Regions from separate parts of the Homo sapiens genome. Here region 2 is linked to region 1. A link is a loop called in an ENCODE intact Hi-C map of the cell type or tissue named here. Cell type or tissue: ovary. All regions are shown on one strand. Links, peaks and the distances in the headings refer to the core of each region. The heading gives the core; the rest is flanking DNA.

The links. A loop is a pair of places that touch in the nucleus more often than their neighbours do. Peaks named below come from ENCODE experiments on the same cell type or tissue, not always from the same donor. Only the 100,000 strongest peaks of a DNase experiment are listed, where the experiment ranks them.
Region 2: a loop joins it to region 1, with 6 times the contacts of the local background. A loop is called at or near these places in 37 of 110 quality-filtered maps.

The regions. Positions count from the first base shown.
Region 1 is chrX:109,483,273-109,487,864 of GRCh38, forward strand. No RefSeq gene overlaps it. Among named protein-coding and RNA genes, the nearest start is that of GUCY2F, 3.5 kb to the left of the region's middle. In ovary, for the core only: a CTCF peak has its summit at 2,669; a DNase peak (open chromatin) is centred at 2,649.
Region 2 is chrX:109,878,359-109,882,950 of GRCh38, forward strand. No RefSeq gene overlaps it. Among named protein-coding and RNA genes, the nearest start is that of TMEM164, 120 kb to the right of the region's middle. RefSeq lists an enhancer at 2,539-2,618. In ovary, for the core only: no CTCF peak of the experiment used is centred there; a DNase peak (open chromatin) is centred at 2,454.

The sequences.
Region 1 (4,592 bases), core at 1,367-3,866:
ATGTTTAACATTTTTTGAATTGGCAAACTGTTTTCCAAAGTATATGCACCATTTGGCATTCCCACCAGCAACATATGAGGGTTCTTTTTTGCCTACATTCTTACCAACACTTGTTACTATCTATCAGTTTTTTATTTAAGTATGACAGGCATTTTATATGTACATTATACTTATATGTACATCTTTATGTTCACAACAACCATGAAGGTGGATATTACCCATTCTTTCCATTTTGTAAATGAGGATGCCAAGACTGAGATAAATTAGGCAATAATCATACTTACTGAGTGCCAATGATGTGACAGGCATTTTTGGAAGCCCTGTCTCCTTAGATCTTCACAGTGACCCCACGAGATAGATACTATTTGAATTCCCAGACATCCAGAGAGGTTACAGTAACTTACCAAAAATCACACAGCCACTGGTCAGTAGAGACAGAATTTGAACTCAGACACTCTAATTCTAGTAAGTAATAGAGCCAGAAAATTTAAACGCAAGACTATTTGGCTCCAAGAAAGCTCACGTTTATCCTTGATATATTCCACTAATGCACCCTTGTGCTATCCCTCCAAAGACTGCTTGCACTCTAATAGAGTCTCCAGAAACACACCGTGACTACCCAAAGGAAACAATCCCTAATTGTAGAATTTCAGGTGACCTGATGGAAATACTGGTGCAAGTGAGGGCCCCAGTTAGCATTCTCTATGTAGTGCTGCATGGTGCCATGAGCAACCCCAGTATGGATTTTATGAGAAGGTTCTGATGAGGACTAGGATGTTCAAGGGACCATCATTCAAGGAATGTTCCAAAATCCTGAATAGACATAAGATTCTAAATTTATAGGTAGAAGTAGCTGGGAATTAGCACATAAATAAAATTTCTAAAGTGAATTTGCTTCTTTTGATTAAGAGTTCCACAAACACTTGTTGCTCTACGGACTTTACATATACTAGCTCAATGGATCATCACAACTGTCCTATGGGGTAGGTATTATTATCATCCACATTTTATAGATGAAAAACTGAGGCACAAAGAGATTAAGTAATTTGCCCAAGCGCATACAGCTAGTTTCTGGTGGAGCCATCTGTGAAAATAAGTACTCTAGCTTTAGAGTCAGGACTCTTAACCACTGCCTCTTAATCACAGTATGGGGGTCATTGGATTTATCCATACACTCAAGAATTCCCATTAGATCTCTAAGTTTTAGTTATAGTATAATTAAAGATGATTTTAGAACAGAAATCTAAAACCATTTGGGGTCCTCATGAATCTAAAATTATACAGATACTTCAAATCCATTCACGAGTACAAACTTAAGAATTATTCCTATACACCTTTTAGAACTGCTATGTCAGAAACATCAGCACACTGTATGATTAAGTATTGACCTTAGTGTTCTCATGGACTTACAACACCAGAATGTTCACGGATTCTACTACATGTTGTTGGAACTCGTATCAGTTCCTGTCTATGTTTCCAATATCAAAGCCTAACAATTTACAAAATTTCATCTTCTCTGTATGATCTTTACTCCCTAAGGTGCCATGGAATGAAAGAATCCAAAATAGCACCCTCTCCCTCCACAAAACTGTGAAGCCAGTCACATCGATTGAGCTTTCCTCTTAACATTAGTTGCAAAGAAAAAAAGTAGCGCTTTTACATTTTATATATACATATATTACTACTAAACACTACAGGGAACTCCTAATTACATACATCATGGGAAATGGCCTTACATAATATTAGCCTAGGATCCTTGCATTCCTTTGGAGACTAAGATGCAGGGCTGGGGCATGAGGTATAAAAATGATTCAGAATGGTGTGCTTCTAGTTAATCATCCAGAATAAGGCTTGGACAAGTAGCTCCTTGTCCTGGGGGAAGTGAGAACCTGGGGAACAAGGGAGGTGATGGACAAAGATAAATTAGAATGAGAGAGGAAAACTACAAGAAAGGATGTTAGGCAAACTTACACATTTTGCTTCATTCCAGTGAGGGCTCTGAACTGTGATTCTCGACCTTCCTTTAGATTTTTCACCTAACCCTACCTGACAGAAAGTTATTTTTCTGATTCAGTAGTAATAACAAAATTCTCCGTCTGCTTATAGTACTAAACAAATACTTATAGTACTCAACAAGGCATATATTGTTTCATAAAAGTAGAATAGCTTTGGGCAACAGGCAAAATGATAATTTCCAATTTTTGAGCATCTCCTTTCAACTGGCACTGTTAGCCTTACTTCATTTATTTCTCACAGCATCCCTAAGAGGTAGGGAAAATTCTTATTCTCACTTTAGAGATACAGAAAAAAAAAATAAAGTACAGGAAGTTTATGTGCTCTGGCCAAAGTCACACAGCTGATACATGGTGGAGCCATGATGCAAATTCAGGTAGCATAGTTCCTGGGCCTGACGCTGAATAACTTTGCTATACTGCTTCAGGATGCAAAGAAGTTATTGAAGTGTATTACGCTGTATATTTACAGTATACGTTATTTTGTTGACATATATGTGTGTGTATTTATGGCATTATAAATGAGTTTGCTTTTCTTCAGTTTTGAGTGGAGAAGTGACCCAGCTTTCTGCCACATTCAGCCCAGAAAACGTGACCCGAATAAACCTCAGTGCTGCCCTCTAGTAGTCAGCTCCCACACTGAAAGTAAAGCCAAGGTTGTAATGACACCACGCGGCCGCAAGATGTCAATATTTTAACATTATTATCAAACTCCTCTAAGATCAATTTTTTTTAGAAATTAATACGGGTTGCCTGATTGTTGTAAAACTATGTTAGAAAATTCAGAACAGTAAAAAACAGAAAAAAATTTTTGCTTTTATTGAATCCTGTATTTTTCCAAAGTTATACTCAAACCAGGTATACAATTTTGTAAACTTATTTTTTTAATTTGACATGGAAACATACCTATGTTCTCACTAAGGGCACAGGATTTGGAGTCAAGCTGACCTGCCTTCAAACCCCATCACCATATTCCCTAGCTGTGTGACCTGAGGTTAATTACTTAATTTCCCTAAAGCCCTAGGTTTCCTCAAATGAAAGAAATTATGATAAACAGAACTATTTCCCAGCACTGTTGTGGGGATTAAAAAGAATGATGTACATTAAGTGTCGCACACGGTGGGTGCTCAAAACATGGCATTTCTTTAGACCATGCTAATCCCATGGCACTCTTGTTTTTAGAAGCTCCACTCTACATTTTATCACATATACTTTGACATGTACACACCCCATATCCCATGTCAAATAAGTATATATTTTGCTAAAAATTTGAGACGATTTTAAAATTTTGCCTTTGAAATTTATTATCAGTTATGCTTCTTAGCAGAGATTATATATACTAAAGAATTCTTACCAACTGATACAATCTAACCAACCATTTTTCCAATGTGTCAAAATTGTTCTGAACACAAAATGAAATAATCTATAAAAATGATGAGTTACATTTTTTGACATTTACTTAGACATTTATAGACTTTAATTTTGCAGTTATCTTCATATTTTGAAGCCAATAACTTTTGTCAGGCTTCAAACCCCTTTGGCAGATCCTTGGGAAGTTCATAGGTCTTAGGCATTTTCCTTGTAGTGCTCAATGGATTAAAATAAAAGAATCTGGTAAACATTATTACCACTTCACTTATGCATTATTTTATGGCTACAGAATATTTAATTTTGTATATGTTCCAAAATGTACTCAATCATTCCTCTAGTACTTAGGTTGTTTCCAAATTTTCCCTATTATAAATGATGCTACAATGCATATCATTAAATATAAACCTCTTTTCAATATAATAGGATTATTAATTTATGATAGAGTCCCAGAAGTAAAATTACTGAGTCAGAGTGTATGAATATCAGTAATGGTTCTTAACATGTATTGTCCAATGACTTTCCAAAATATTTGGACCAATTTATGCTCTCACCAATGGTCAATAAAATAAAAGTGTCCATTTTATTGCCCTGTCACCAGCTGCAGATTGTCTCAAATTTACATTTGTCAATTGTATAGGCCAGAAAAAGATATTTGGTATTAACGTCTATTTTTCTATTACTATTGAGTTATTTAAAAATTATTTTCTCATAATTTTATAAGCCATATGCATTTTCTGCTTTGTGAATCTTCTCTTTGTCTCTTTCCCTGCTTCTAAGGTCCAGTGGTAGACAGAGGATTCCCCAAAATTAGTGTCTTTGCACAGTCTTATGCAGAATCAGGTAGTTAATAATACTATATAGTGCTTATAAACTGTGCTAATACTATGGATTGGCTTGCTTCACTTCCATTACACCCCGGAATCTTCTGTACCTAAGATTTGCCATGTGGATTAGATGTCACCAAGTAGATGCACTCATATGAAGTTTGGCAGTTAAAAGTGGGCTGAAAAACTATGTGTATATATGAGGTTTTCTGCAGTGCTCATTTTCCACCTTCCTAGGTCTCAAGAGGAAGTGATGTGCTACCCCCACCAAAGTCAACAACAGCAGCGTCCCCATCTGGTTTCTAATCACTGGGTCACAGCTATTGGATGCTCTTCATCTAGATCCGTAGGTATTCAGAAACAGCTGCAGCAGCTGCAGAGGAGA
Region 2 (4,592 bases), core at 1,095-3,594, 390 kb after region 1:
GGCTATGTGGAAACATTTGACTGAATTTGTAACAAAAAATGATGCCTATCTCAATATGACTTTATCTTCCTTCCTCTTTATAAAAGGCCTATCTCAGTGACTTTCCTCTTTCAGCAACTTCAGCTCAGTAGTAACCATGTTTCACTTTGTGAAAGAAATAAGTATAAGAAAGTCACCCTGAACCAGGGAAACCATAAACCTGTCTTTGTCCATTCCTCTGTTCTCTGCAAGTTTCCTCCTCTTCCTATCGCTAATCCAACCTCTCTGGCTGAACTTCTCACATCCTTCAATGCCCTGAAGTCCTCATTCATAACCCTTTATGCCATATTGCCCACCCTTGATCCCATGAGCTACCTTTAATTTATGCACTTACCTGTTCATCAGCATTCATTAAGCACCTAGTCTCTATGAGAGCCAAGGATTGGATCTCAGAAAGTTTCACAGAGAAGACATTGGAGCTTGGTCTTGAAAGAGAATAGGAGTTTGCTGGGGGATAAGGTTAGGAGGAAAAGGAAAGCGTTTTTCTGGGCAGAGAAACAACATCTACCAAGTCAATGGGACATAAAACTCATAACATATTTAGGGGCGCTGTAAGTAACTCAGTTACCTAGAGCATAAGAAATATCTATGTTCCCTATGTTGAAGGTGATGTTGGAAAAGTGAGCAAAGTACAAATATTGGAAGGCTGTGTGTGCTGTGCTAAGGGTTTGGATGTTATCCAACAAGCTATAGGGAGCCATTGAAAGCTTTTAGGCAGGAGATTAAAAATCAGATTTGCATTTAGAAAAGTCACTGTGACAGCAGCAGGAAGAATGGCTTGGGGAGGAAGATGACTAATAGAAGAGGGGGCTTGTCAGGACACTATTGCAATATTCCAGGTAAAAGAGAGGCCTGAGCCAGAGCAGTGGCATTGGAGATGAATGGAAATGGACAGCTGGGCACACGAGTGGGACATTTAGGAGGTAGGTGAAAAGACTTAGCAACTGATCAAATGTGCGAGATGAGGGGGAGGTTTCTGACTCAGTTGATTGGTTGGATGGGAGTGCTGTTTATTAGAACAGAAGGCACAGGGGAAATCAGGCTTGAGGGAAAAGTAATGAAACACATTTCAGACACATTGAGTGCAAAAGGGTCTCTTTCAAGACTTAGATAAACAGTGCCCGAAAGAAAGGTGAGCACCTTCTAAGTAGCTTAATGAGAAACTGCATGATTCTGTACAACTAATAAAATCAAAGATTAAGTTAATGCTACTGACTTGATTTCTTCACAAGAAGTCTGTTGTATTTAGAAATATTCATTAATTTAAAAAGCAATTTAGAAACCGACGCTTTATAAAACTGAAATGCATACAAGAGAAAAAATACATTATCGTGACCTTATTAAGTGACTGGTGTACAGCCTTTTAGCTGAATTGTATGAAATAAGTTGACCAGATTTTCCTTCTTCATTATAAAACCTTTTTACCAGAGACTTGGAGCCAACTTAATTAGCTATGCTGATGGAAAGAGGAATAGCAAAAGTAATTGAAAACCACAGATGAAAGCCATGGGCAACTCCCAGGAAAAATGGCCTGATGTAGCTCCTTGGAACCCTGCGTTGCTGAACTCACTGGCAGACACAAGTGGTCAGGCAGTGGCCTTCACAGAAAGTTCTGTGAAGAATGTTCTGGAAAGTCCACGTTTATAAGTAGGCAGCAAGAGAAAATAGCAGGAGGAAATAATAACATAATAACAATGAAGTGTAAAATTAAGATTAAAAGACCGTTCATTATTATGATCACACAGCTATTGATGGAGGTTGGATTATTTGAGAGAGCAAAGGGTGAAACTGCAATATAGTACTGAATGAGTAACTAAAGAAACAAGGACAGACCTACATATTGCATTCCTGAGTTATAACTAGATACAGTCTTAAGTTTTCACATAGCCAAAAAGAGCTCTAAAGATATCTGAAACAAGAACAATTATTTATTTGTAATTCATACCAAAAATCTAGAAGTTATACCCAATTTCTCTTTTTCCCTCCCTCCCACCTCACACTCTATGTCAGTGTGTCCTGATGATTCTGCCTCCCAAGTATGTCCTGAATCCACCTGCTTCTCCCCATCTCCTCTGTTACCTCCTTCGTCCAGGCTACCGACACCACCTGCTTCTCTACTGCAGTAGCTTCTCTACCCACCTCTACTTTTATCCCACTTCACAAACTATTCTCCACCTGGCAGTCAGAGGAATCTTAAACATTTTTAAACCAGATCATGTAATTCCCTTGCTTGAAACTCTCCAATGCTTTCTCACTATGTTGAGAAAAAAATCCAAACTCATTAAAATGGTGTAAAAAACCCTATACTTTCTGGTCTTTACCTACTTCTCCCACCTTATCTTTCATCACCCTCTCCCTCACTTGCTCAACAGCAGCCATACCCAGCTGCTTTCTGTTCCTCAAATAAACCAAGCTCTCCCCACCGTCAGGGCCTTTGCACTTGTTGTTCTCTCTGCCTAAAACCCCTTTCCCTCACATCACCATATGACTGACTCACTCTTTTTTTTTTTAATGTTTTTTCTGTCACTGTGAAATGAGTAGCAAAGTACTGTTTCTCAGGCATTCATGATCTGATCCTTTTTTTTTTTTTTGACGGAGTCTTGCTGTGTTGCTCAGGTTGGAGTGCAGTGACATGATCTTGGCTCACTGCAACCTCTGCCTCCTGGGTTCAAGCAATTCTCTTGCCTCAGCCTCCTGAGTTGCTGGGATTACAGGTGCCAGCCACCAAGCCCAGCTAATTTTTGTATTTTTAGTAGAGACAGGGTTTCACCATGTTGGCCAGGCTGGTCTTGAACTCCTGACCTCAGGTGATCCACCCATCTCGGCCTCACAAAGTGCTGGGATTACAGGCGTGAGCCACCGTGCCCAGCCCATGATCCAATTTTTATATTTCTTTATTGAAATATAATTCACATACAATAAAATTCACCAATTTGAAAGTATATAAACCCATGGTTTCTAATATATTCAAAGTTGTGAAATCATCATCACTATCTAATTTCACACTTTTCTTCACCCCAAAAAGAACCCCCAGATCTTTTAGCTATTACCCCTTATTCCTCTTCTCCTCACCAACCATGAATGTGTTACCTGTCTCCATAAATTTGTCTATTCCGGAAATTTCATATAAATGGAATCATACAATACATGGCCTTTTGTGACTGGTTTATTTCAACTGGCATAATGGTTTCAAAGGTCATGTTATAGCACAACTTCATTCCATTTTGTAGTGGAATAATATTCCATTGTACGGTTATACCACATTTTGTTTATCCACTAATTGGTTGATGAACATTTAGGTTGTTTCCACTTTTTGACAATTATGAATAATATTGCTATGAACATTTGTGTACAAGTTTTTGTATGAGCATAGGTTTTCATTTCTCTTGGGTATATATGTAAGAGTTACATGACTGAGTCATATAATAACTATACTAATATTTGTTGACTGACACACTTTTATTCAGGACTCTGCTCAAAGGGTACCTCCTCTGAGAGGCCTTCCCTGACCACTCCATCTAAACTAATTACCCATCCCCACCATCACATTACCCTATTTTGTTTTCTACGTAGCACTTTCCACTATCTAAAATAATCTTGTTTATTGTTTCAGTCTCTCCCTACTAGAACATCAACTCTACAAGGACAGAATGTTGTCAATCTTGCTCACTGCTGTGCCCTCAGTACCTACGGACAATGAGCAGCACACAGAGAATATTCAATAACTATTTGCTGACTACAGGAATTAATCTATGGCAGAAATGTTCTTTTTTCCTACCACAGGGAGTATTTACAAATCTACTAATGACTATTTTAGTGCTTTTCTATTCCTTTAATTGTTCTTTGGGAAAAGTAAAAACTCACTCATTTCAATTATAGGAAGAAATAGCTATAGCAAAGACTGTGTCGATTATTTGACTTAGATTTGCCCTTCCCATCCAACCCTTTCATCTCCACCCCAGGGATTGCAAAATTCAACCAAAACAGTATTCCTTTAGCGGCTGATCCCTAAGATTGAGAGGGATCGGGGAGACCAAGGTGGGCAGATTGCTTGAGTCCAGGAGTTTGAGATCAGCCTGGGGAACAGGGTGAAACCCCGTCTTTACAAAAAATACAAAAATTAGCTGGGTGTGGTGGCATGCAACTCTGGTCCCAGCTACCTGGGAGGCTGAGGTGGGAGGACCACTTGAACCCAGGAAGCAGAGGTTACAGTGAGCTATGATCATGACACTGCATTTCAGCCTGGGTGACAGAGCAAGACCCTGTCTCAAAAAAAAAAAAAAAAAATTAGATGAGGGTATTAAAGGAAAGAAAACTCCAGTGAGTAAAATGAGTTGTGAGATGCCCCATGTTGCAGAGTTGTAAATTGAGGGTTTCTCCTTTGAAAAATGAGGCACTCTTCAAAATGCCTAGAATTCCTTTTTTTTTTTTTTTTTTTTTTTTGAGACAGAGCCTCACTCTGTCGCCCAAGCTAGAGTGCAGTAGCAGGATCTCGGCTCACTGCAACCTCCGCCTCCCGGGTTCAAGCGATTCTCCTGCCTCAGCCTCTTGAG